2 separate regions of the Mus musculus genome follow, and region 1 is linked to region 2. Evidence: chromatin contacts called from ENCODE Hi-C or POLR2A ChIA-PET data. All regions are on one chromosome and are shown on one strand. Each heading gives the region's core, a stretch centred on a gene start or an enhancer-like site at or near the end of the contact. The rest is flanking DNA. Distances are from core to core; before and after follow the strand shown.

Region 1 (5,274 bases), core at 1,583-4,082, 34 kb before region 2:
AAACCATTTTCCCTCAAGGACTGGACTCCCAGAAGAACTGTGTGAGGCCCATGCAGTAGCCAATCTAAAGGCTTCTTCTACCTCTCTGGACACTCAGGGGATGCCACCGAGACCATCAGTACGTACTGTCGGATGGTCTCCATCTGCTCCTTCACCGACATGCCCCCGATGCAGAGGGCACAGCGCAGGAGGGGTGAGCTGTCCTCCTGCAGCAGACGGCAGTAATACTCCAGGATGCCGTGGGTCTGCCGAGCCAGCTCTCGCTACAGGCAGAGACAAGGCTGGTACCGGAAGCCAGCACAGTCCTTCTCCCGACCCCAGGATTAGCCTATCTTACCGAGGGGCAGATGATGAGCCCATAAGGCCCCTCTCGCTTGGAGAAAGGCAACCGCTTCTCCTGTTCCAGGCAGAACATGATGACTGGCAGAGTGAATACCAGTGTCTTGCCTGACCCCGTGAAGGCAATGCCGATCATGTCCCGACCGGACAGACTGTCGGGAGAGGACAGCTTCAGGACTGGCCCAGCAGGAGACAGCTGGATAAGTGGGCATGGCTTCTCTGTTGCAGTCATGCTCACAGCCCACACTTACATGGTAGGGATGCCCTGGATCTGAATGGGTGTTGGGTGGAGGATGCCCTTTTTTTTCAGGCCCCGAAGGATAGCTGTAGTAAAGAACAGGAGTTTAATTGGCATCCTGAGTCCGGTAGAATTAGTTCTTCCCTGTAAGTTGTAAATCGTGAAACAGAGGCTGGGGTGTCAGGAAACAGTAGGTCCAAGGCTCACTGGCTCACTGGGCCTAAGTTCTCATGGAAGCTCTGTTGAAGCAGAAGATAGCCGAGGCATCTGAAAATAAGTCCAAAGAAACCCTTCCTCGCCGGGCGGTGGTGGCGCACGCCTTTAATCCCAGCACTTGGGAGGCAGAGTCAGGCAGATTTCTGAGTTCGAGGTCAGCCTGGTCTACAGAGTGAGTACTAGGACAGCCAGGGCTACACAGAGAAACACTGTCTCAAACAAAACAAAACAAAACAAAAAACCCTTCCTCTAGTGAGGAGTGGTGGGACATGCCTATAAGCCCTGAACCTAGGAGGCACAGATAACTGGATCTTTGAGTGTGAGGAAAGCCTGGACATATTATGTTCGGGGACAATTGGGCCTCCAAAACGACACGTGGTTTCACAACTGCCCACAGGGTGTGGTGGTTATGCCTCCAGTGCTAGCTAGCACAAGCGTTCAGTAGGGATGCTGCAGGAGGACTGTTTTGGATTTGAGGTCAGTCTGGGCTGCCGAAAGAGATCCTGTCTCAAAAGAGCTCCTCCCCCCAAAACCAAGTACCACCAACAACCACAGAGAGACTTCCTATCTCCAACTCTCCATTCCCACGGCTGAGCGCAGTGGGTGCTGGGATACACAACCTCACAGGGGCAAGATGATAAAGCACGGTGTCTCCCTTCTCCTCGGGTACCTGCAGGAAACTTCATCTCCTTGAAGCTCTTGATGGGTGGCGGGATACCATCGCCCTCCACCAGGATGTGATACTTCTTCCGAACTCGCTCATGCCGCTCCTCAGACATGCTCAGGACATAACGCGGGGGTGTCCAACTATGGGTAGGTGGTGGGCAGGAGAGGGCAACACGGTAGAGTATGGTGGGGCAGCTCCCTCCCCAGTCCGCACAGCAGGGCGTCAGGGTACCACTGCCAGTCCCAACCTCATATACTTACTGGAAAGGCATACCTAGTTTTGATTGGATCGTCATAGGTGATGCCTTTGGCCATTTCCTTCACTGACATCAAGGCTGAGGAGACAGACATGGCTCAATGAGCAAGACCACCCAAGAGGTCTCGCCTTTGAAATCGGGAGGAGGTGGCTCAGTCCACCTCTGCTCTGAACCAACTATAATGGTACCTCGGCCTTCAGCCACACTCTCCAGAATCTTTTCTTCTTCCTTCAGTTGCTTTTCCTTGGCGGACTCCTTGCGTGCTGAGAAAAGAAGCCGAAGAGGTCAGAGAAGCAGGAGCACTGCGGCCTAGGCCCGTCCTCTCTCCTTCCTGCTAGGCCCACCTTCAGCCTTCTCTTTGAGGTGCTGGTGCTGATCCAGGAGGCTGACATTGGACTGAGGGCCCAGCGGGATGTCGTCCTCATCTCCTCGGGGCTCACTGCCACTGTCCTGCTGCTCTTCCTCCGTAGCGCCCTTGCGTCTTCGCTGCAGCAGCTTCTGGAGCTGAGGTCCCAGCAGTGTCCCTCAGAGCCAAGCCCAGGACCCAGCAGGTGAGGGGGCACAGCACCCGGGAGGGCTTTTTCCGGGAAGGGGATCGTGTGCACTGAGGCGCACGTCTGTCCGGAACTCAGGTTCACTAGTCCCTGGTCTTCCTCAGAACCACGACCCAAGGTAGGACTACAGCTCCCCAGATCCCCCCTCCCGCTGACGGCCGGGGACATGTCGCCGTTGCACCAGGGATGCGGCCCCTCACCAGTAGCTGCCGGCGCTGCCGCAACGGCACATAGGGTACGTAGTCCTCGTCGTCCTCATCCTCGTCCTCGGAGCGGCTCCCACCCGCGGTCGCCTCGTCCGCGCGTGCCCGCTGCGGAGACCCGAGTCAGCCGCGGCCCCTCCCCCTGCCCGCACCCCCTCGCGTGGACCAAACCTCAGTCCCACCTTCCGCTCCGGTTCCGAATCCTCCATCTTAGGCTGCACACATGCGCAATGCCAGGGCATCTGAGCTCCAATCAGATAGGAAAAACTGCTGTGGTCGCCTAGCAACGGCGTGAGCGCCGGATCGCGAACCGGGACAATCTTCTTCCAGCGCGTTTACGGACGCGCAGCGGAGCCAATTGGGTCTGGCGAAGCCTTGTGGGTAGCGGGAGGATTTGAAGCATGCGCAGAAGATCCAAGTCGTGGGTTAAAGGATGAATCTGTTGAACACGCCCTACCCTCCGCACGCTGTCCTTTCCCGCACGCTCCCGGGGAGCGTTGTGCCCTCTGGCGGCCAGGAGTTTCAGCCCTGCAAGCGGTGCTCGCAAAATATTATTCATTAACGTGAGATAACACCGCTGTTCCGACGGGTCAGAAGTAAAATAATGGTCAAGGTCTTTTTTAACCTTGTATGTTATGTGTGTAAATGATATACATCTCAGAGTGACCACCTGGGAAGCTAGAGATAGCACAGAAGAGATGCTGGATCTGGGTTTTCGAGTTAGTGGAGGGAGGAGTCACCATCAAGAGAGCAGGAAAGGGGCTGAGAGTGTAGAGCAAATAACCAGATTCCTTGGGGCATCTGCAGAGATCTCAGGGGCTGGTGTGAGGTAAGGAGACGGGCCCAGGTTGTTAGGAGTCCTACTTTAAGGAGGAAAGACAGAGCTAGTGCTGGCTGCTCCTTCCCAAGTCTTTATCTGTAATAGGTGCATCGATCACCATGGAGTGCCAAAGTGTTCTGAGATTGGGAGAAATAAAATGATTTTTTTTTAACCTAAGAGAGGGTCTTGCCATGTAGCCAAGGTTGGCTTCAAACTTGTGGTGATCCTCCTGCTTCAACCTCATGAGTGCTGGGATTGTGTATAATCACAATACCTAGCATGAAATCACAAAGGAAGTGCAAATCAATTTTCGTGATATTCATAGCAAGTAGCCTCTCTTGAAGAATAATTAAAATCCAAAAGCCAGGTGGTTGCATGCACCTTTAATCCCAGCACTCAGCAGGCAGATCTGAGTTTGAAGCCAGCTGGGGCTACACAGTAAGAACTCATGGTAAAGAAACAAACACCCGGAATTCATAATGGAAGAGTAATTGTGGAGGGGTGGGGAATGTGAAAGAAAGTCAGGAGTCACCTAGCTGGTGACCGTGTGCTGAAGGCCAAAGCTAGACTTTGTAGGTACTTGACCAGACTTTAACTCTTGCCACAACTGGAATTTTAAAGAGCAGTTTTAAGTGTGAAAAACAAAGCTAACCAATACAGAGAAAAGGCTACAACTGTTTTCCCTTTCCTAAAAATGAAACAGGCTGAGAAGCAGGAGCTGTGAGCCTGTGGTCTGGCTCCTGCTCCCTTGGGGGAGGAGAAGAGTATGGGTTAACTGCAGAGCCTAGCAGACGCTTGCTAAGAATGGCATTTAGCAGGGCTGGAGGGTGGCTCAGGCCAAGAGCATTGGTTCTTGCAGAGGACCCAGATTGGATTCTCAGCACCTATATGGTGCCTCACATTTCTAACTCCATTTCTGTGGAATCCAATGCTCTCTTCTGACCTTCAACACCAGGCTTACAGTGTGAGCAAAACACTCACACATAAAACAGATCTTTAAAAAGACTTAAGCCTGGACACGGCACATGTGAGACATTTTTAGTAAATCTACCACATTAAAATAGGATTTGGGAAGGTGAAGTGGATTCCTTGACTTTATAGATGTTTAGTATGTGTTTTGTTTTAAGGTTTACGAGTGTATACATAGCCCATTCCCACTGGACACGCAGATCTAATTCTAAAAGGTGTTTGTCCTTAACTGCTCCAATTGTGTTGGTATGGTGTGGGTAGCTCTCAACTGGCTAGGGCTGCAGGTGCATAGTTGTAAAGGCCTCAGGGCCTCTGGTCTCATGCATATGTAAAAGTCCATATCCAACCTAGGTCCACATGATCACATTGCAGAGGGGAAAACTAAGTGTAAAGGCTAAGCAAGGTGAACCTGTAAGGCCATTTCCGGGAAGGATTAACTAAGGGGTGAAGACACTACACTCAAATGTGCTGTACTTTTCTCAGTGGTATCCTGGACATAAGGAGATCCGAGGAAATGTTGCTTTTGCAACTACTCTGCTGACATCAGAGCTTAGCTTCTTCAGTTTTCCAATGTGGACTAAAGATTAGGGACACACACACACTCTCTCTCTCTTTTTGTTTTTTAGGTTTTTCAAGACAGGGTTTCTCTGTGTATCCCTGGCTGTCCTGGAACTCACTCTGTAGACCAGGCTGGCCTCGAACTCAGAAATCCCGAGTGCTGGGATTAAAGGCATGCATCACCATTGCCCGGTGGATTAGGGACTCTCTTGAGGGCTAGAAATGGCTTAGCAGTCAAGGGCACTGAGCTCTTCCAGAGGATCCAGGTTCAATTCCCAGCAACCCTGAAGCACTAGACTGAATCAGCCTCTCACTATGCAGAGGCGGCCATTGTCGAGCTACCCAGCCCATATAGTGTTCTAGGTTGATGTACTTGAGTCCTCCCAATAGGAGACAGGGCCTAGACAGTGACAACAGCCACAACCTTTGGGCCCAGCCAGACGGTTTAGCAGTC
Region 2 (5,260 bases), core at 1,022-3,521:
GATCCGATGCCCTCTTCTGGTGTGCCTGAAGACAGCTACAGTGTACTCATATACATAAAATAAATAAATCTTTAAAAATAACAAAATAAAAGTAAGGTATGCTAACCATCCTAGGTCTTTCTTTATAGACAAGAATCTATAAAAACCTGGATCAGAGGTACTAATGAAGGTTCAAATTTGGGACAACTGCATTTCAATGAAACTGGACAGTTAAGACACCATCCAAACTTTCTGGGCTCTCTATGTGACAGGGGCTCTAGAGCACTGTATGTCTGAATGGGAAAGAAAGAGGAAAACAGACAGCTAGCTGCATGGTTCTCTTCTAGATAACAACACTCTTTGGGGGCGGGGATGGGGGGTGGTCAAAACAGGTAAGAAGGGGAAGCAATGTCTGGTTGAAATGGAGACCCAGCAGGAGCACAGGGCAACCTGTGACAGCCTAGGCTGCAGAGCGGGATGTTGGGTATGCTTCTGACATCCAAGAAGTTGAGATACTTTCATTAATTAAAAATCCTCTCACCGTGATACGAGACACAAAGGAGACCAGCATCAAAAGTAGGTTACAATAAGTGCAGGTTCTAGCCTGATTCAACCTTCCCCTCCTTCACCTAGTTACTTCTCCATAAAGGCAAAGCCTGGGACAGGCGTGGAGGAGCCCACGAAGGGCATCCTCCCAGCCCGTGGTGTTCACTGTTCAGTGCTTGGGACAGACACATCAACAAGTTTCATCACAGAAGGAGTGGTGCCATTGAAGGGAAGCAAAGAGGGTGGTGGGCACAGAGGGGGCACTTGGTTTAACTGGGGAGGTCAGGGAAAGCGTTCCAGGAATGGTACCCCAAATGGCATCCCCACTCACATGCACAATTCCAGAGATTCTACTAGAAGGCTGTCAAGAGCCATGCCTTCAGGCTGCACCAGCCTCCCAGAGTCCCCTGCTGCCCGATGCAGTGTCTGCAGAGCCAAACGCATCTTCCGCCACGCCTCGTCCTCATCCGGGCGCTGCATCCGACCCTCCAAGACTCCTGCAGGGGCCTGCCTTCCTTGGCAGGCTCAGCCAAAAAACCAACTCAAAACTCTTTTGTCAGAGCAAGCTTAGGGTGAGCCACCCAGCCCCGGGTGCCACAACCCTCCCTGAGCAACTGTGGCCCACGCCACCCCCGCCTCTCCTGTTTGCTCCTTTTTGCTCAAAAGAAAGTGACCTTCCAGGTGGCAAGCTGGAAGCTTCCGAGAATCCTCCCAAATACTCTTAGTCTCGCAGGATTCACCAAACTAGTGGACTGGCGGGGGTTGGAGGTGGGAGTGGGGGCTCCTTATGGGACAGGAGATAGGAGGAGAACAAGGGTTTCCTCTTTAGTGGAGTTATTCTAACAGTCTTTGGGGCCGCCAACTGTTCTGCTGGGTAGGGAAAGGAGAGAGGTCCCGGAAGGCAGATGCAGAGAGGTACAGCTGTTGAGGGTAGCGGCTGCAGACCGTGCAGGGGAAGGGATGAAGCTGCTGGGGGCGGGGGTGGAGGGGCGCACAGAGGCTGCAGCCTTGCAGGTTCCAGCGCCCTGAGATGATGGTCTTTTAGGGGCTAGGGGATAGGGGGGAATCAGGTGGCTCCAAAGGGAAGTGGAGGGCAGAGAACTAAGCGGTGGTCTCGGGACCTGAGCGAGTCCCAGAGAGCATAAATGGTCAGAAGATTTAGCTCCGGAGCAGGGCCTGAACGGGTAGCTTTACAAGGGTCGCAAGAGGGTTGGCTGAGCTTTGGCTTTGGAGAGGGGTCCAGCTTCCACTCCCGGCAAGCGGGTTGAAAGCATCTGCCCCGGACTTGGGATTTGGTCCCAGACCCACAGTATGGTCCATGCCCACTCCCGCCCCACTCCCGCTCCCGCTCTGGGGAGGTGTAAGCAGCCCGGCAGTCGGAGTCGTTTTGCTCGATCCTACCTGAGGGCCTGGAGCCAGCTTGGGCTCTTCTTCCTCTCGGGGACCGTCGCAATCCAGCTCGGCGGGCACCTCCGGGGGCCCTGCACCGGCTCCCGCTTCCAGGCTCGGCGGCGGCGGCTGCGGCTCGGGCGCCTGGGGCTTCTGCAGCCCCGCGGCCCGCGCCCGCTCCCGCCGGCCCGCGCCGCCGCTTGGCCTGCTCCGCCTCCGAGTCATGCTGCCTCTTGCGCCGCTCCCCCGCTCGCTGGCTCCTCTCGCGCCTCCGCCGCCGCCGCCGCCGCCGCCGCCGCCGCCGCCGCCGCCGCTCCCCTCACAGGACAACAGCCAATATGGCGGCGCCCGGCGCCCCTCCCCGCCTGCTGCCAACAGGTCAGAGGGCACACTCAGTCCGCGCCGCCGCAGTCGCCACGGAAGCCGCCAGCGCCATTTTTAATAAGGCCACCTCGCTGGGCTTCGCAGGAGACCAGCCCCGGGCGAGATCCTGTCCTAAGCACTAGTCCGAAAGGCTGCGATCGGCTGGAGAAACACATTGGGCTCTGTAATAGCGGGCCTAGGAGCTTAATTATCCATTAAATAATGAGTGAGTTACTAATCTTTTTGCTGCGAACTTTTCACGCTCATCTCTTGGCTCCTCCCTAAATCACTTGGAAACAGGTACGAATTATTCCCATTTTGCAATGGACAAGCACTGGCTGCAAAATGCCTACCATAGATTCCTAGATATCATCCCACCACACCTGTGGTCAGCCTGAGGCGAAAGAATAGGCAGGTCTTTACTTGTCGTTTACTGGGAGCCCCACGTTCTGTGCTCAGAACTGCAGGACCCAGACTCAGGTCGTTCTTGAGGCTGATGGGGAAGGGGGTCACTTAAATAGATAATAGGATCGGCGTGACAAGGATGAAATGATTAAAGCACATACTCTGGCAATGTTTTTTTTTTTTTTTAAGTGGTATGTGCGAGAGAGGTCTTTAACCCACAAAGCAAAATTAGAAATGTTTTAATAGCTCAGCATTTTAGTTGTTAATATGTCATCTCCACCCATTTTCTTCCCACAGGGGGAGAAAAATTCAGGCACATGGAACAAAAAAATATATGTATTTTTTTTTTAAGTTTCCAATGCTGTCTTATGCCTTGTCGAGTGAAACTGGAACTTTTTAGTAGTTACACGTGGAATTTATATTGATAACATCAATCAGAACAAAATCTGAAACTTTGACTACCAAGAAGTAAATCAATTTTTAAAAATTGCTCTATTTATCTTATTGTTTTAATAGGTATGTGTGTGTATGTGTGTGTGTCGGTGGGACTGGGTTAAACTTCTTTGGCCTAACTTGCTCCATCTTGAAGTCTGTCCTCCGTTTTGCATGGCCCCAATTCCAAGAAAAACCACAAATGTTCTAGAGTCTACCACTCAGGGAAGGGGAGGAACATCTGGCCTTTTCTCCAAGATCCTGAAACAGTTGCCACCCTTCTTTCCCTGGAATACCTAGGGGCCACCACAGACCAATCAGGAACCAGGACCTCTGGAAAGCCCCCTAACCACAACCAACCATGGTAAAGGTTGCCTAGACCCTCACCCTAATCTTCCACTTCATACCTGGTTGTGGTTTTCTGCTTTAAAAGGCCTGTGAGCCCACTTCTTGGGCTCATTGCTTCAGCTCCCGAGCCTAACTGCATCTCTAGTCCAGCTAGATCTCTTGGTGAGAGTTTCCCTTGGTGAATAAAAGCTGCTTTTGTTTGACTTTGGATTGTGGCGGCCTGTGCCTCATTATTTGTGTGACCTCAGGCCCAACATTTCTGTGTGTGTGTGTGTGTGTGTGTGTGTGTGTGTGTGTGTGTGTACGCGCGCGCGCGCATACGTGTACTTGTGTGTCAACTTGACACAAGCTGGAGTTATCACAGAGAAAGGAGCTTCAGGTGAGGAAATGCCTCCATGAGATCCAGCTGTAAGACATTTTCTCAATTAGTGATCTAGGGTGAAAGGGCCCACTGTGGGTGGTGCCATGCCAGGCCTGGTAGTTTTGGGTTCTATAAAAGAGCAAGCCAGTAAGCAGCACCCCTCCATGGCCTCTGCATCAGTTCCTGCTTCCTGACCTGCTTGAGTTCCAGTCCTGACATCCTTTGGTGAAAAACAGCAATGTGGAAGTATAAGTTGAATAAACCCTTTCCTCCCCAACTTGCTTCTTGGTCATGATGTTTTGTGTAGAAATAGAAACCCTGACTTTAATTTATTTTTAGGATTTATTTTATGTATATGAGTACATTGTAGCTGTCTTCAGACACACCAGAAGAGGGCATCGGATCCCATTACAGATGGTTATGAGCCATCATGTGGTTGCTGGGAATTGAACTCAGGACTTCTGGAAGAGCAGTCAGTGCTCTTAACTGCTGAGCCATCTCTCCAGCCAATGATTAATTTTTATTTTTTGGGTTTTGTTTTTGTTTTTTTTTTTTTGGTTTTTTGTTTTGATTTTTTTCAAGACAGGGTTTCTCTGTATAACCCTAGCTGTCCTGGAACTCACTTTGTAGACCAGGCTGGTCTTGAACTCAGAAATCTGCCTGCCTCTGCCTCCCGAGTGCTGGGATTAAAGGCGTGTGCCACCACGCCCAGCACGGCAATTCTTGATCAAAGCCAGCTATGGACCCTCAGTGTCTGGAAACAATGCTTGTGAGAGTCTAAATAAGACAAAGCATTAGAAACAGTTAGCAACAGTAATTTTACCTGATAGCTTCCATAACTGTTCTTATTATATATACCTTACTAATCTAAGAGAAAGTCCTTTTCTAGACTAAAAAGGGGCAATATTGAGGATGTTTTTGAGCACTGTGTATTTAAGTGATGAATTCTGTACCCAGAGATCCAAATGTAGTCCAGAATTGGTATTGGCATTATTATGAAGCATTTCCTGATTTGGTATTTTGTAAAACACTGCCCTCCATTATTTTCTGATTGGTCATTAAAGAACTGGACAGAAGAGAATAAGGCGGGACTTCCGTACCCTAAAAGAGGGAAGGTCTCAGTTGACCACATGAGGACTCAACATGAGGAATCAGATGGAGGAGGTGTCAGAGTCAGACCAACATGGTAGGTAATGCCATGTAGTGGGGAAGTTGTAGGGATAAGGTCATTGTGCACTGTGTATAAATATTCACCTGTCAATAGAAAAGCCTTTTGCCAGTTAGCTGAGGCAGAATTCAAAGGTAACACACCTGCATGGGAGAGAAAGAATTCTGGAAATGAATCAGGTACATGAGAGATTCACCCAAATTCTGAGGAGACAGACACATAAATCTGAGAAGCAGGTAAACAACCATGTGGCTCTAGAATAGAATAAA

Evidence for each region. Hi-C counts contacts between places; a loop is a spot of excess contacts on that map. ChIA-PET counts read pairs that join two places held with the same protein, here RNA polymerase II (POLR2A).
Region 1: a loop to region 2 is called in a map of heart, with 7 times the contacts of the local background. The contact joins the promoter of Ddx41 here to the promoter of Fam193b in region 2. A Hi-C loop is called at or near these places in 5 of 37 maps with a recorded cell type or tissue (gastrocnemius and heart). POLR2A ChIA-PET finds 5 or more read pairs at or near these places in 3 of 5 experiments (Patski and embryonic stem cell).

The regions. Positions count from the first base shown.
Region 1 is chr13:55,533,826-55,539,099 of GRCm38, forward strand. Ddx41 (DEAD box helicase 41) reads right to left here and starts at 2,833. Exons shown (of 17, transcript NM_134059.2): 1 at 2,656-2,833; 2 at 2,471-2,581; 3 at 2,061-2,220; 4 at 1,905-1,979; 5 at 1,734-1,794; 6 at 1,464-1,600; 7 at 591-663; 8 at 338-491; 9 at 127-263. The coding sequence starts at 2,682. Gm46416 (a long non-coding RNA gene) reads left to right here and starts at 2,170. Exons shown (of 5, transcript XR_003950651.1): 1 at 2,170-2,267; 2 at 2,375-3,062.
Region 2 is chr13:55,568,849-55,574,108 of GRCm38, forward strand. It overlaps Fam193b (family with sequence similarity 193, member B), which reads right to left and starts at 2,272. Exons shown (of 11, transcript NM_145382.4): 1 at 857-2,272. Gm31364 (a long non-coding RNA gene) reads left to right here and starts at 2,248. Exons shown (of 2, transcript XR_873486.2): 1 at 2,248-2,577; 2 at 4,888-5,260.